3 separate regions of the Mus musculus genome follow, and regions 1 and 3 are each linked to region 2. Evidence: chromatin contacts called from ENCODE Hi-C or POLR2A ChIA-PET data. All regions are on one chromosome and are shown on one strand. Each heading gives the region's core, a stretch centred on a gene start or an enhancer-like site at or near the end of the contact. The rest is flanking DNA. Distances are from core to core; before and after follow the strand shown.

What was found. Hi-C counts contacts between places; a loop is a spot of excess contacts on that map. ChIA-PET counts read pairs that join two places held with the same protein, here RNA polymerase II (POLR2A).
Region 1: POLR2A ChIA-PET joins it to region 2 with 17 read pairs in embryonic stem cell. The contact joins the promoter of Trp53 here to the promoter of Trappc1 in region 2. POLR2A ChIA-PET finds 5 or more read pairs at or near these places in 2 of 5 experiments (Patski and embryonic stem cell).
Region 3: a loop to region 2 is called in a map of heart, with 1.9 times the contacts of the local background. The contact joins the promoter of Borcs6 here to the promoter of Trappc1 in region 2. A Hi-C loop is called at or near these places in 1 of 37 maps with a recorded cell type or tissue (heart). POLR2A ChIA-PET finds 5 or more read pairs at or near these places in 4 of 5 experiments (Patski and embryonic stem cell).

Annotation. Positions count from the first base shown.
Region 1 is chr11:69,577,710-69,581,803 of GRCm38, forward strand. It overlaps Trp53 (transformation related protein 53), which reads left to right and starts at 2,650. Exons shown (of 11, transcript NM_011640.3): 1 at 2,650-2,806. It overlaps Wrap53 (WD repeat containing, antisense to Trp53), which reads right to left and starts at 1,540. Exons shown (of 10, transcript NM_144824.3): 1 at 961-1,540; 2 at 738-836; 3 at 1-28. The coding sequence starts at 1,343.
Region 2 is chr11:69,321,695-69,325,588 of GRCm38, forward strand. It overlaps Trappc1 (trafficking protein particle complex 1), which reads left to right and starts at 2,292. Exons shown (of 5, transcript NM_001024206.2): 1 at 2,292-2,372; 2 at 2,464-2,562; 3 at 2,701-2,771; 4 at 3,130-3,268; 5 at 3,745-3,894. The coding sequence starts at 2,464. The coding sequence ends at 3,873. Cntrob (centrobin, centrosomal BRCA2 interacting protein) reads right to left here and starts at 2,179. Exons shown (of 19, transcript NM_172560.3): 1 at 996-2,179; 2 at 155-239. The coding sequence starts at 1,268.
Region 3 is chr11:69,058,489-69,062,155 of GRCm38, forward strand. Borcs6 (BLOC-1 related complex subunit 6) reads left to right here and starts at 1,287. Exons shown (of 1, transcript NM_028005.3): 1 at 1,287-3,088. The coding sequence starts at 1,310. The coding sequence ends at 2,392.

The DNA.
Region 1 (4,094 bases), core at 1,400-3,899, 260 kb after region 2:
GGTCAAGATACAGGAACCGTCAGGGGCCCTGAAAATACAGGAAAATTAGAAAACCCAAACAGAGCTGCGATTTCAAGGTTGTAGTGCGAGGGCCATGGCTAGCCTCTGAGTCCCTGAGAAGACACCCGGCTCTAGGGAAACAAGCTCGTGCAGAGAGTGGTGGCACACATCTGTAAGCCCAGCTCCTGGAGAGGCTGAGGCAGAGAACCAACCTCCAGGCCAGTCTGGGCAACTTGACCCTATCTCAAAATAAAGCAAAAAAGGACCAGGATGCTGGCCACTCTGAGGTAAATCCACAATACGATACACGGCAGTACGCATCCACAGGGGAAGGGCAGGGAAAACCTTAACCTCGGTATCACCCGTAGTCTATTGCTCCCTAGCAACTTCTAGAAACCCTGGGGTTGATTTTAGCTTTTGTTTTGTTTTGCTTTCCCTCAAGACAGATTCTCTAAGTAGCCCTGGCTGTCCTAGAACTGGACCCATGGTCCATGTTTGCCTGGAACTCACACATCTGCCTGCTTCTTCCCCCAGAGTGCTGAGATTAAAGGCATGCGCCCAACTTTGTTACTGTTTTTATTTTAAGACAGGGTCTCACTCTGTGGACAAACCAGGCCTCCATTTCCCAACAGTTGAGATTACAAGACTGTCGTCCCACCGAAAGGGGCCAAGTATGTGTGGTTAAGTTTTAAGGGGAAACTCCTGAAGATGGCCATCTCCTTGCCCATCGTACTTACCACTTGCAACCTTTCAAGAAGTTCTCGGAGCGGGTGCTGAACTCGGACCAGGAACCACTGAGGTATCGGGGTACCTGCGAGAAGCTGTAGGTCCAAAAGCTGGAAAGGAGATGGAGAAACAGCAAACGTGGGTCGTCAGAGCAAAATGGAAATAAAATGGTGCTGAGGACCGGTGGCTGTCGTTCTCACAGGTCCAGGCTCCTCAGATTCCAGTGTCACTTACGTGTCCCCCTCATCCACTTCAGCGCGTTCCTCAGACACACCTTCCGTGGCTTCTCCTGACTCCAACTCGGGGAGATTCGTTTCTTCTCCGGGAAGACTCGCATGTTCAGAAACATCTTGCTCCTCGATTCCAGGACTCAACTCACTGGAAGTATTAAATTCTACTTCCAGAGGTACAGAGTCCCCTTGTTGAAGCTCCTGGGACACAACCAAGCTAGCCACGGGATCTGTGGCTAGCTGGGGTTGGTCATCACCACCGCATGGCGGAGGCACCGGTTCAAAGTCTGTATTTTTCTCCGCTGGGGAACCTTGGGGTACCGGAGCTGGGGCCAGGTCAGGAGGGAGGCTATCCGGAGCTAAGAGTCGCTCCTCCGACGTCTTCATTCTGTAGAGTAAGCCCCCGGAAGGCAGAGGTCGGGCAAGTCTCGCTGAGCCGGCTACCAGCTGCCGAGGCTAGAGTGCATTACCGTTCCCAGGGATGCTCAGAGACCGGAGTCCGCTTTCCTCTTCCGGAAAATGTAAGCCGAACCTAAAGCAATCACCAGGGAACGAGTGTCCAAAGCCAAGCGCCTAGGGTCGCTAGGCGCCGCCAGGGCTTCTTGCTCTCGCGGGAGTCGGGCCACCTTCCGATAGGCTCTCCGCATCCTCCTCCGATTCCGAGCGGGAAGGCGGGAAGGAACGACTTTGCCTACACCTCAAGCGCTGGAGAATTCCTAGAGGTTTCTGGGAGTTGTAGTCTGAACTCTGGGCCTTGGCGAAAACTACACGAGCGCCCCCTACCGTCCCCTGGGGGTAATTCTTAAAGCGCCTATCCTCCCTGGCCTGCAGAGGGCGCATAATTTCTACAGTTTTTGCCCCTCTTGACTATCTTGTTTTGAATCCCGTAACCTCAGGTTTCCTTTCTCCCCATCTCTCCCCCCTTCTTGTTCCTCTCTTTCCCTTTCTCCCCCGCCCTCCCTTCATTCATTCGACATTTATTATCAAGTTCTTACTGCCTAACCCAGGACTATACAAGGCATTGGGAAAAAAATAGCAATGTTTTCTAGTTCTTAATCTCCATAAAGTTTTCGTTGCTGTGCAATTAAAGGCTGTGAAAACAGTCTTTACAGAGAGTGATAAGGACTGTACAGGAAATTAAACACGGTGGTGCGATACCAAGTATCTCGGAGAACACGTTAGATTGAGATACTATGAAAAGCCTTTCTAAAGTGACATTTTAGCTAATGAGGGGAAAAAGAACTTAGGGGCCCGTGTTGGTTCATCCCTGTACTTGGAAGGCCTAAAGCAGGAAGACGGCCGCGAATTCCAGGCCAGCCTTGGCTACAAAGACTCTGTCTTAAAAATCCAAAAAGATGGCTATGACTATCTAGCTGGATAGGAAAGAGCACAGAGCTCAGAACAGTGGCGGTCCACTTACGATAAAAACTTAATTCTTTCCACTCTTTATACTTGACACAGAGGCAGGAGTCCTCCGAATCGGTTTCCACCCATTTTGCCCTCACAGCTCTATATCTTAGACGACTTTTCACAAAGCGTTCCTGCTGAGGGCAACATCTCAGGGAGAATCCTGACTCTGCAAGTCCCCGCCTCCATTTCTTGCCCTCAACCCACGGAAGGACTTGCCCTTACTTGTTATGGCGACTATCCAGCTTTGTGCCAGGAGTCTCGCGGGGGTTGCTGGGATTGGGACTTTCCCCTCCCACGTGCTCACCCTGGCTAAAGTTCTGTAGCTTCAGTTCATTGGGACCATCCTGGCTGTAGGTAGCGACTACAGTTAGGGGGCACCTAGCATTCAGGCCCTCATCCTCCTCCTTCCCAGCAGGGTGTCACGCTTCTCCGAAGACTGGGTAAGTAATTGATGAGCGTGACGAGACCTCTCGGTCACTGGCTCTCTCCGTTTGCATCCATAAAACTAGAGAAAACCGTGGGGTTTGGGGGTGGGGCAGTGGGGGGACTCAGCGCGATGGAGATGGGCGGAATGGAAGCTTGGCGGGCGGGATGAACGGGAGTGTATATGTCAGATGCTGTAGTGAGGGTAGCTGATGATGATGATGTTAGGACCGACGAGCCTCACTGTCATGCACCTGCAAAGTAGAGCATATAGGGACCACTGAGATGGCCTAAGGGGTTTTCTCTCCGCTACGCGTTGTACACACTTATCTGCCCGCTGCTAGGTGATGGAAGCTCCGGAAATAACATGCACAAAGCACCAGGATTTAAGATTTTTCGAGATTCATAGCTTAAGACTTAAGACCCCCCATAGCATCCTAATGAAACCCTGGGTTCCGTTCCTGGATGAGATCGGGGTGATCCGGGGAGCCTTAGCTGCTAAGGTCCCGCAACTTCCGGACCTTTGTCCCTGGAGTGATTTCTTTTTTTTTCCAGCCGCTTCTCGACCCTGCTAGATGAAGAAAATCCAAGAAAAGCCTGAAGCACTAGCGGTGCTAGCCAGAAGTATTTGCCCTCGGGGCCCGACTCAGCCTCTTGGTCTGAAAGGCCCGCCGGCCCTGTTATTGTTTGGCTCCTTTACGTTTCTGCCGCTTGCAGGAGCATTTCCGGTTTCTTGTTTTCGGAGCAGATCACTGCTCGCCCGGCGACGGGGGAGTAGCGAAAGGGGAGAAATGGATTCTAGGCTGGTTCTGTGGTTTGAGGAGGAAAACTGCTGTCCTCGACATCTTATTTTTCTGGATTACTTGGTTATTGCTTTTGCAAAGGAGGAGGTGTTTATTTAAAAGAGTGCGCCGATAGGTCGTTTCTTCCTGCCGGAAAAGCAAATTACCGAGTATCCGGTTTTAGGGTGAGCCATTCCCTTGCTTAACGCATTCCGCGCGTCCTGAAAGCGGAAGGGGCGGGCTTGGGCCCCGGGCGCCCGGCGGTCCTAAGTGCAGTCAGCCCGCACCATCCGGTTCTTCCCAGCGGGAGGTGGCGGGACTCTGCCTGGGCGTGGGCTATGCCTGTCCCCGCCACTTCAATTTTTAGAACAGGTCATTTCATTACAGTTTCTTATCGCGCACCAGACATCGTGCGTGCCTTTTTTTCTTTTGTAAAAATACTATTTCCACACTGCACTTGGATCGGGAAGTAAATTTTTTTGTCCATCTGAAGATTTAGTTTCGGTCTAAAGAATAAATGATA
Region 2 (3,894 bases), core at 1,042-3,541:
TGCTGGGAATTGAACTCAGGACCTCTGGAAGAGCAGTCAGTGCTCTTAAGCGCTGAGCCATCGCTCCAGCCCTCTTCCAAGAGCTCCTGCTTACCTTCTCCTGCCCCTACACCTCAGCTTTCCTCTAGAGCGCTACATAGCTGAGCTGACTTACGATAGGCAGTATCACGGGAGGTATGGAGCATGGTCTGGAGCTGACCCCGAACACTTTCCATCTCAAAGATGTGCTTAGACCCATCCTAGGGGGGAGAAAAAAGAAAGCCCACAGAAGTGACATTTTAACCAGTGTCACCAGCATTCTACGCACTACCAGGATAGAATTTTCAAATGGGCCTTAGAACACTAAGGAAGGCACTCAAACCCGGCTTCACCTTGAACCCCAAACCCCAAATGTTTACAGAGGCCAGAAGGGGAGTAAGTGAATGAAGTAGCAGGTTTAAAACAAGGCTGGAGGGGGACTGCTGTCAACTGAGGAGCAGATGGCCTGTCTAAGCCTGGTGCAGCTGTGCCTACCGGATCCCACACTCTGGACTCTCGCCAGTCCGCACAGCAGGTATCCTTTCCTTTGGTACAACTATCTTCCTACACATGCATGTGCAGTGACTTGCATACCACAAAATCACAAGAATTTCGAGCTGACAGGATCTTCACGTGTGCTGCAGCTGTCCTTAAGTCTCCAGTTCTCACTTGGGTTCAAGAAACCTACTCCCCACTTCTAGGACACCAAGCTACTCTACAGGGGCAGGTGTCTGTCCAAACAAAAACATGCAAAAACAAAGCAAAACCCTAGGAACCGTCATAACTTCCCAAATTATAGGTTTATGCCATTCCCTCAAAAGTATCTTCTGTGAGAAAAAAGCATGAAAGCCCTGTGTGCTTGGAGGAGATCGTTTAAATCTAATTAATAGACGCAAGCCACAGCAAAGCTAACCTGAAAGCCCAGGAACCTAATGCTTTCTAACACCCGAGAGATCTCCAAGACGCACCTCTCTCACCTTTTTCTTCAAGTTGTTTTCCAATCCAACGGACAAGCTGCGACTCAGTTCTTGAGCCAAGCTGTCTAAGCCCTCGTTAGGAGGTGAGGAGGTGGGAGCTAGATACAGCTGGGCCCGGGCCGTGGCCTCAGCTTGGCGGCTGAGATGCAAAGAAGTATACAGTTGGGAGGTCACCTCGGAGGACACCTGGTTCAACCCAGGAGGCTCTGACGAATCGCTCAGGAGGTCCTCAGGTCGGAGAGGAGAACTGGGACTGGGGGCTGCTGTCGCCATGTACAGTGAAGAGACAACTGGACTCAGCAGGGGACTGGGAACTCCTGCCTCAGTTCTGAGAGGGGTCCAAACTTGTGGATAAGTTCACAAAGAAGAAAGATTTGGAAGGGAGGAAGACACTTTGGGTCCTCAACAAATGAGCTTTCTGGTTAGAGGAGTGTCCACTGACTCCAGAGACCATGGAGAGGGCAAACACATTCTTTCTCCCAACTCCTGGGAACGGTTAAAAGCGGATGTGCAAGGCAGAAAGTCAGGGGAATGGTCAGAAGACCTGCATGCAGGGAGACAGAACCGCTGCAGTTCCTTCCTCCTAACTAGGGTCCTGGAAATTGCAAATCAGTTTCGGCACGGGTTAACCATGGTTAGCTTTTTTTTTTCCCCACACTCAAAATGTGCAAACTGAAACAGACCTCAAACCAAAGCTGGCCCAATGTATGTCCCCCAATTGGTTTTAGTGAAGAAAGAGGCAAGACTTCAATGCCACAACACCCCCGTTTCGCCCTTTCTTCACCTGTCCCACCCAGAGTCGACTTCCTCGGATTTCCCCTCTAATCCTTCCTGATAAAAAAAAAGCCACAGCAGAGGTCCATAGAATTCCTCCCTATCCCACCCTAAGAAATCTCAATAAAAGGGGCGCGCGCGCGCACAGACATACACCCGGCAACCAGCCGCCTGGTATTCTCTACCGCAACCACCTGGCTCCGACTACTCTGAGCATGTCGGCCCTGGTTTCCCAAGATGAGGAGGACTGTCCCCCAAGCCCCATAACCTCCACAGAGAAAGACCAAAGGCCAACCTCCCTAGCGCGACACTAGCTTGCAAAACCGTTGGCAGCCTCCCGCCCACCGCTTGCAATCCCGCCTCCAACCGAATTACGTCACCCGCCCGCGAGACCAAGCTCCCCGCACATCACTGGGCTTCAGAGGCCCGGGAACGTGGGCACGCATGCGCGCGGCATCGGCGACCACGGATTGGCTTCAGGAGGGAGGCGGAGTCTAGTAAGACTATCGGGGCGGAGTTAAGGGTTCTTGAGGTTGCCGCTTACGACCCAGCTGGGCTTTATAAACCGGAAGTAGCTTGTCACCCTCTTTCAGAGCAATTCCGGTGAGTCCGGGGGTGGGGTTCCCACCTGGCTGAAGAATCAGGTTCTAGAGAGTTGGGTACCAGCCACTGAGCGAGGCTCTTTATCTTGCAGATGACTGTCCACAATCTGTACCTTTTTGACCGGAATGGAGTGTGTCTACACTACAGCGAGTGGCACCGCAAGAAGCAAGCAGGGATCCCTAAGGAAGAGGTGATCGGAGGGTCCCAGCGAATCCCCAAATGCACATAGTCCCAGTCCAGTCCTCTTCCTCCAAATCCCAAGTCCTTCCTATTCCCATCCTGTCCCCCCTCCATAACCGAGATCTAATTCTACCACCTCTCCCTCCAGGAGTACAAGCTGATGTATGGAATGCTCTTCTCCATTCGTTCGTTTGTCAGCAAGATGTCCCCGCTAGACATGTACGGTGGTTTTAGAGGGGTGTTGAAGGGAGGGCTAGCTAGCCAGCCTTGGGAACAGGAGATATTGTTTTGGAATGGAAGTGGCGTGTGGCCCCAAAGAGGGGAGGGTGTGTTTTAGAGAGGCTGAATCTGGATCGAGAATCTTGAAGCTGGCAGGAGCGGATACAGGAATGGTCTGAAAGTGGGGAGAGAGTGAAGGCAGTTGCAATTACATCGGGGGTGGGGATGACCGGAGGTGTTTTTACTCAATGAACCTGCTACAAACTATCTATATGAATAGGAAGGAGTTGACCTTGAGGGCATCACAAATATTTCTTTGGGAGTGATTTCACTCCTGTCTGAATACTCATTTCTGCAGGAAGGATGGCTTTCTGTCTTTCCAAACTAGCCGTTACAAACTCCATTACTACGAGACTCCCACTGGAATCAAGGTTGTCATGAATACTGACTTGGGCGTGGGCCCTATCCGAGATGTTCTACACCATATCTACAGTGCGGTCAGTGTCAGTAGAGGAACCCTTTTCCTCCTAGAGCCCTAGGAGTCCCTCGGGTTTTCTGCCCTTATCCTTCTGTATCACATCCCTGTTGAACTCAGTTTTCTCCAGAGCCTTTAGCTCCTTAAACAGTAATAGCTTCTCTAAGGGAGAGCTTGTGCAGGTTTTTGGGTTTTTTTTTTATAAATGATGTATTTCTTATTTTAATTATATGTATTGTGTAGAGGGTATGTGTGCACATGAGCACAAGTGTCTGTGGAGGACAGATCCTCTGGAGAATTACAGGCAGTTGTGAGCTGACCAACATGGGTGCTAGGCTCTGACTAACCTCTGCAAAAGCAGTAGTATGCTTTCTTAATTCCTGAGCTCTCTCCACCCCAACCCCACCCGTGTATTCTTATATTCTCGAGATTACACCATGTTTGAGATTGAAAATGAAAAGTGTCTCACATCAGGCTCACACACCCTCCTTTTCGCAGCTGTATGTGGAGTTTGTTGTGAAGAATCCTCTGTGCCCGCTGGGACAAACTGTGCAAAGTGAGCTCTTTCGATCCCGGCTAGACTCCTATGTCCGATCTTTGCCCTTCTTCTCTGCCAGAGCTGGCTGAAACATCTACCTCACCCCTCAG
Region 3 (3,667 bases), core at 37-2,536, 260 kb before region 2:
ACAGGTGTCCTTCTGCCTTTAACCCCAGCCAGAACTTGGGAGGCAGAAGCAGAAAGATCTCTGTGATGTGAGTTTGAGGGCAGCCTGGTCTACAAAGCTACTTCCAGGACAGCCGGGGGTATACAAAGATTCTAAACCAAGGAAGAATATTAATTCATTGTTTTGCTAACTAGAAGGGTCCCAGAGCTTTGGCTGTGTTGCAGTTGACGACTTTTCTACCATTTGATTCCTGTCCCACGGCCCTTGGAAAGACTCTCCATCTGTTACAGAAACCACAGTGCCCTGGGAATGTGGCCCGGGGGTCCTGAATCTTCGATCTGGATGTTGTTAATCCTCTCCCTTCTCATTTATTTTAGCCCTGGTGTCTTCTCTCTGTCCTTCCCCCACACTCCGTACCCCAGCGTTTCTTGTTTATATCAAACCTCTTTGCCTCTGAGGTTTCCTCCCTCTGTCAGCAAGCTGAGTTGATGCCCTTGATAGTTCCCATCAGAGACCTTTCCCGACCGAGGCCTCATCTAACTAGTCCTTCTTACTCTCAATCACAGCCCTTTATTTTCCCGAGCGTGCTTATCAAAACGTCTGATTCTTTCACCTATGGAATATTTTCTCTTGTGACAACAAACAAACAAACAACCCTCAATATTATCCTCCAATGAGAGAAATGCTCTACGCAGAGGGGACAGGAGGCCGAAGAGTGACAAAAGCACAGGAAAGTCCACGACCTGCAATTCCCCTGCACAGTGAGTCACTCTGGGCGCTTCAACGATCAGTCTGTCAATGTTTCAAGGATGGAACCAATCAGCCCCGTTCCGCTGGGAATTCCGGCTTTCTCTCTCTTGGCGCTGCTGTTTTTCTTTCTCGGTTTTCTAGCTCGGTTCGGTCCAACCCTGAGCATCCAAGAACCCCTAGAGCTTCCAAAAACGATCCCCGGTGGAGTGCGACTGCTCGGCGGTAATTCCGGACGACACCACCGTGGACATAGAGCCTAAGCTCCGCCCCGGTGGGACTCCGGCGCTCCGGGGCTCGGGTCTTTTAAGACCCGCCCCCTCAACTTTCCGAAGGGGCGGGGCCCCGCGCACAGCTGTCACCCCGGAGCTGCCACCCGACTGGCTTTCACTTGTGTTCTGCAGTTCAATAACAGCCCTCCTCCCGGAACTTCCTGGGGTGGCGACCAATCACAGAGCTCTTCCTGTCCGGACCATTATCATCCGGCTGCCAATCGGCGCGCCTCCGCCAACGCCCCTTAAAGGCGCCGCCGCTGACCGGGGAGCCCGGCGGACGACTCGCGGTTCCGGCCCCCACCCTCAGTATGGAGGCCGCCCAGGGGCGGCTCGGGCCGGAGCCGGAGCTTTCGGTCGGAGCTGAGCACCAGGCCGCGACTTTCAGCGGCAGGCCGTCCCGAACGCCCTCGAAGCCGCCCTCAGTCCGGACGCTGTCCGGGGAGGAAGAGGCTGAGAGCGTTGGGGTCTCGAGCCGTCATCCCCGAGCGTCCCCAAAGACTTGGAGCGGCAGCATCGCCCATGGGCCGGAGCTGGACACTTGGGAGGACAAGCCGAGCTCCCGGGCGACGCCGTCAGGGGCCCGGGGACGCCGGGGGGTGCCAGGTTCCGAGCACGCCCCGCCCCCGTCCTCCTGGTACCCGGAGCCGGAGCCCAGCGAGGATCAGCCCTCCGCTCTGAGGGTCTGCCGTCGAGGGAGCCCCGGAGGCGTCGAGATGAATGTGGAGCTGCCGCAGCAAGAGGGTGACGACGACGACGACGAGGACGAAGAGGCGGCGGCGGGTAGGGCTGGCCGCTCCTTCCCCAGCCGCCTTCAGGACAGCCGCAGCCTGGACGGGCTGAGTGGGGCGTGCGGTGGAGGGGGGTCTTCATCCAGTGGCGAGACCGGCGCGGGCGGAGGACGTCGCGCCACTATCTCCAGCCCCCTAGAGCTGGAGGGCACGGTGAGCCGCCACGGCGACCTTACTCACTTTGTGGCCAACAACCTACAACTCAAGATCCGACTGAGTGGCGCCCCACCACCCGTTCCCCCTGCCTCTGTGCGGCCCTGCCTAACGCCCGCACCCACCCCCACCATCCCTCCCATCGACCCGGACGTGCTGAGGGATCTGGAGCGGCTGAGTCGCGAGCTGGGCGGCCGGGTAGACCGTCTGCTTCGCGGGCTGGGTGGTGCGGTGCAAGAGCTGACAGCGTTGAGTGTGGGCTGTATCCAGACCTACCGCGACGCGGTGGACTCCTTAGGTGAAGCCGTGGACATGAGCATTAAGGGCATGTACACCTTACTTGCGCGCTGCGAGGAGCTGGAACGGGCTTTGCAACCGGTTCAGGGGCTGGCACGCCAAGTCCGAGATATCCGACGCACGCTGGAGGTGTTGGAGGCCCTATGCAAGTGACCAGGAGCATAGAGGAGAGACCATGCGTAACCTGGCCAGACCAGGGTCCAGTAGGACCCTCAGGATTCTTCAAAGAGCCCTGGTGGAAACTGCTTGCTGAGGGGATGCCTGTACGTTAGAGGTTCTTCCACAAGCGTTTAGGAGGCCTGTGCCCATTCTAAGCCTATGGAGTGTGAATGGGGAAGTTGTGAGGATTCTCCTGGTGAAAAGGGATGTAGCTCTGCTTTTATTCAGTTGGCCATCTATAGCTACCCTGTTCTTCCTGACCCTTCTCCCTAAGCTAGAACACCGTCCATGGGAATACAGGCCCTTAGATCTCTGCTGGAGGGTGGGGCAGACACGAATGTGTGATCAGAGAGACCTCAGCCCCGCTGCGGCTATCCGGATCCCAATGGTCACACACCTCAAGTGCCAGGGGCTTTAGGAACTTGAGCGGTTCTTGCCCACACACCATGCGAGGGTGAGGGCGCAACATCTGCATAACCTCCCGCTTCTTTCCTCTGGTCCCCTAAAATGCCACGGGGTGGAGGAGCACATTTCATGATGGAGGGAGAGCGGTGGGGGGCACGGGGGAGTGTCTCACTGCTCTCAGGGTTCCGGTCGAATTGTTACTGGTTTTGAAGCCCACCTGTTGTGGAGTATTCTAATTAATTTTGGCTTTCTGAGTTTTTGTGGAATTAAAGTGCTGCTGCTGCTAAGGCTGAGCCTGTTTTTTTGTGTGGGGTCGAAGGGGTTGAAGAAGCCAAAGGAATGGGAATGAAGGCCCCTGTGGCTCCAGAGCTCCCGGGAGTGGGAACTGGGAGTGTGGGGGAGGAAGTCTTAAGTTAGATGGAGGAGATGCGTCAGAGCTGAGGGAGATCATAAAGGGCCCGAAGAGCCACTAAAGCAGAAACACGAGCAAGGGTCTTGAGGGGAAAGGGCTTCTCTGCTCCCGATGGATAGATAGACACTGGGCAGATTGGTTGTCTTGGTTATAGAGGAAATATAGAGAAATATAAACTCTTGACAGCTCTATCCTGTGCTGATCAGAGTTCTGTATAATGATTTTAGACAATCGTGTCCCAATGACAAAGGCTGTCTTCTTACAATTTACATAGTATGTTCGTTCAGGAACTATATGTTATAATCATAAAATATCCCACACTCCAAGACATTCCCACATTTTTACAGCATTCCAGTATATTTGTTTAGTTCGAACTGTTTCAGTATTAGAAAGACAGCTGTATGAAGTTTTCTTAAATGTCTCCTTTTCAGAAAACGATTAAAGCTGGCAAA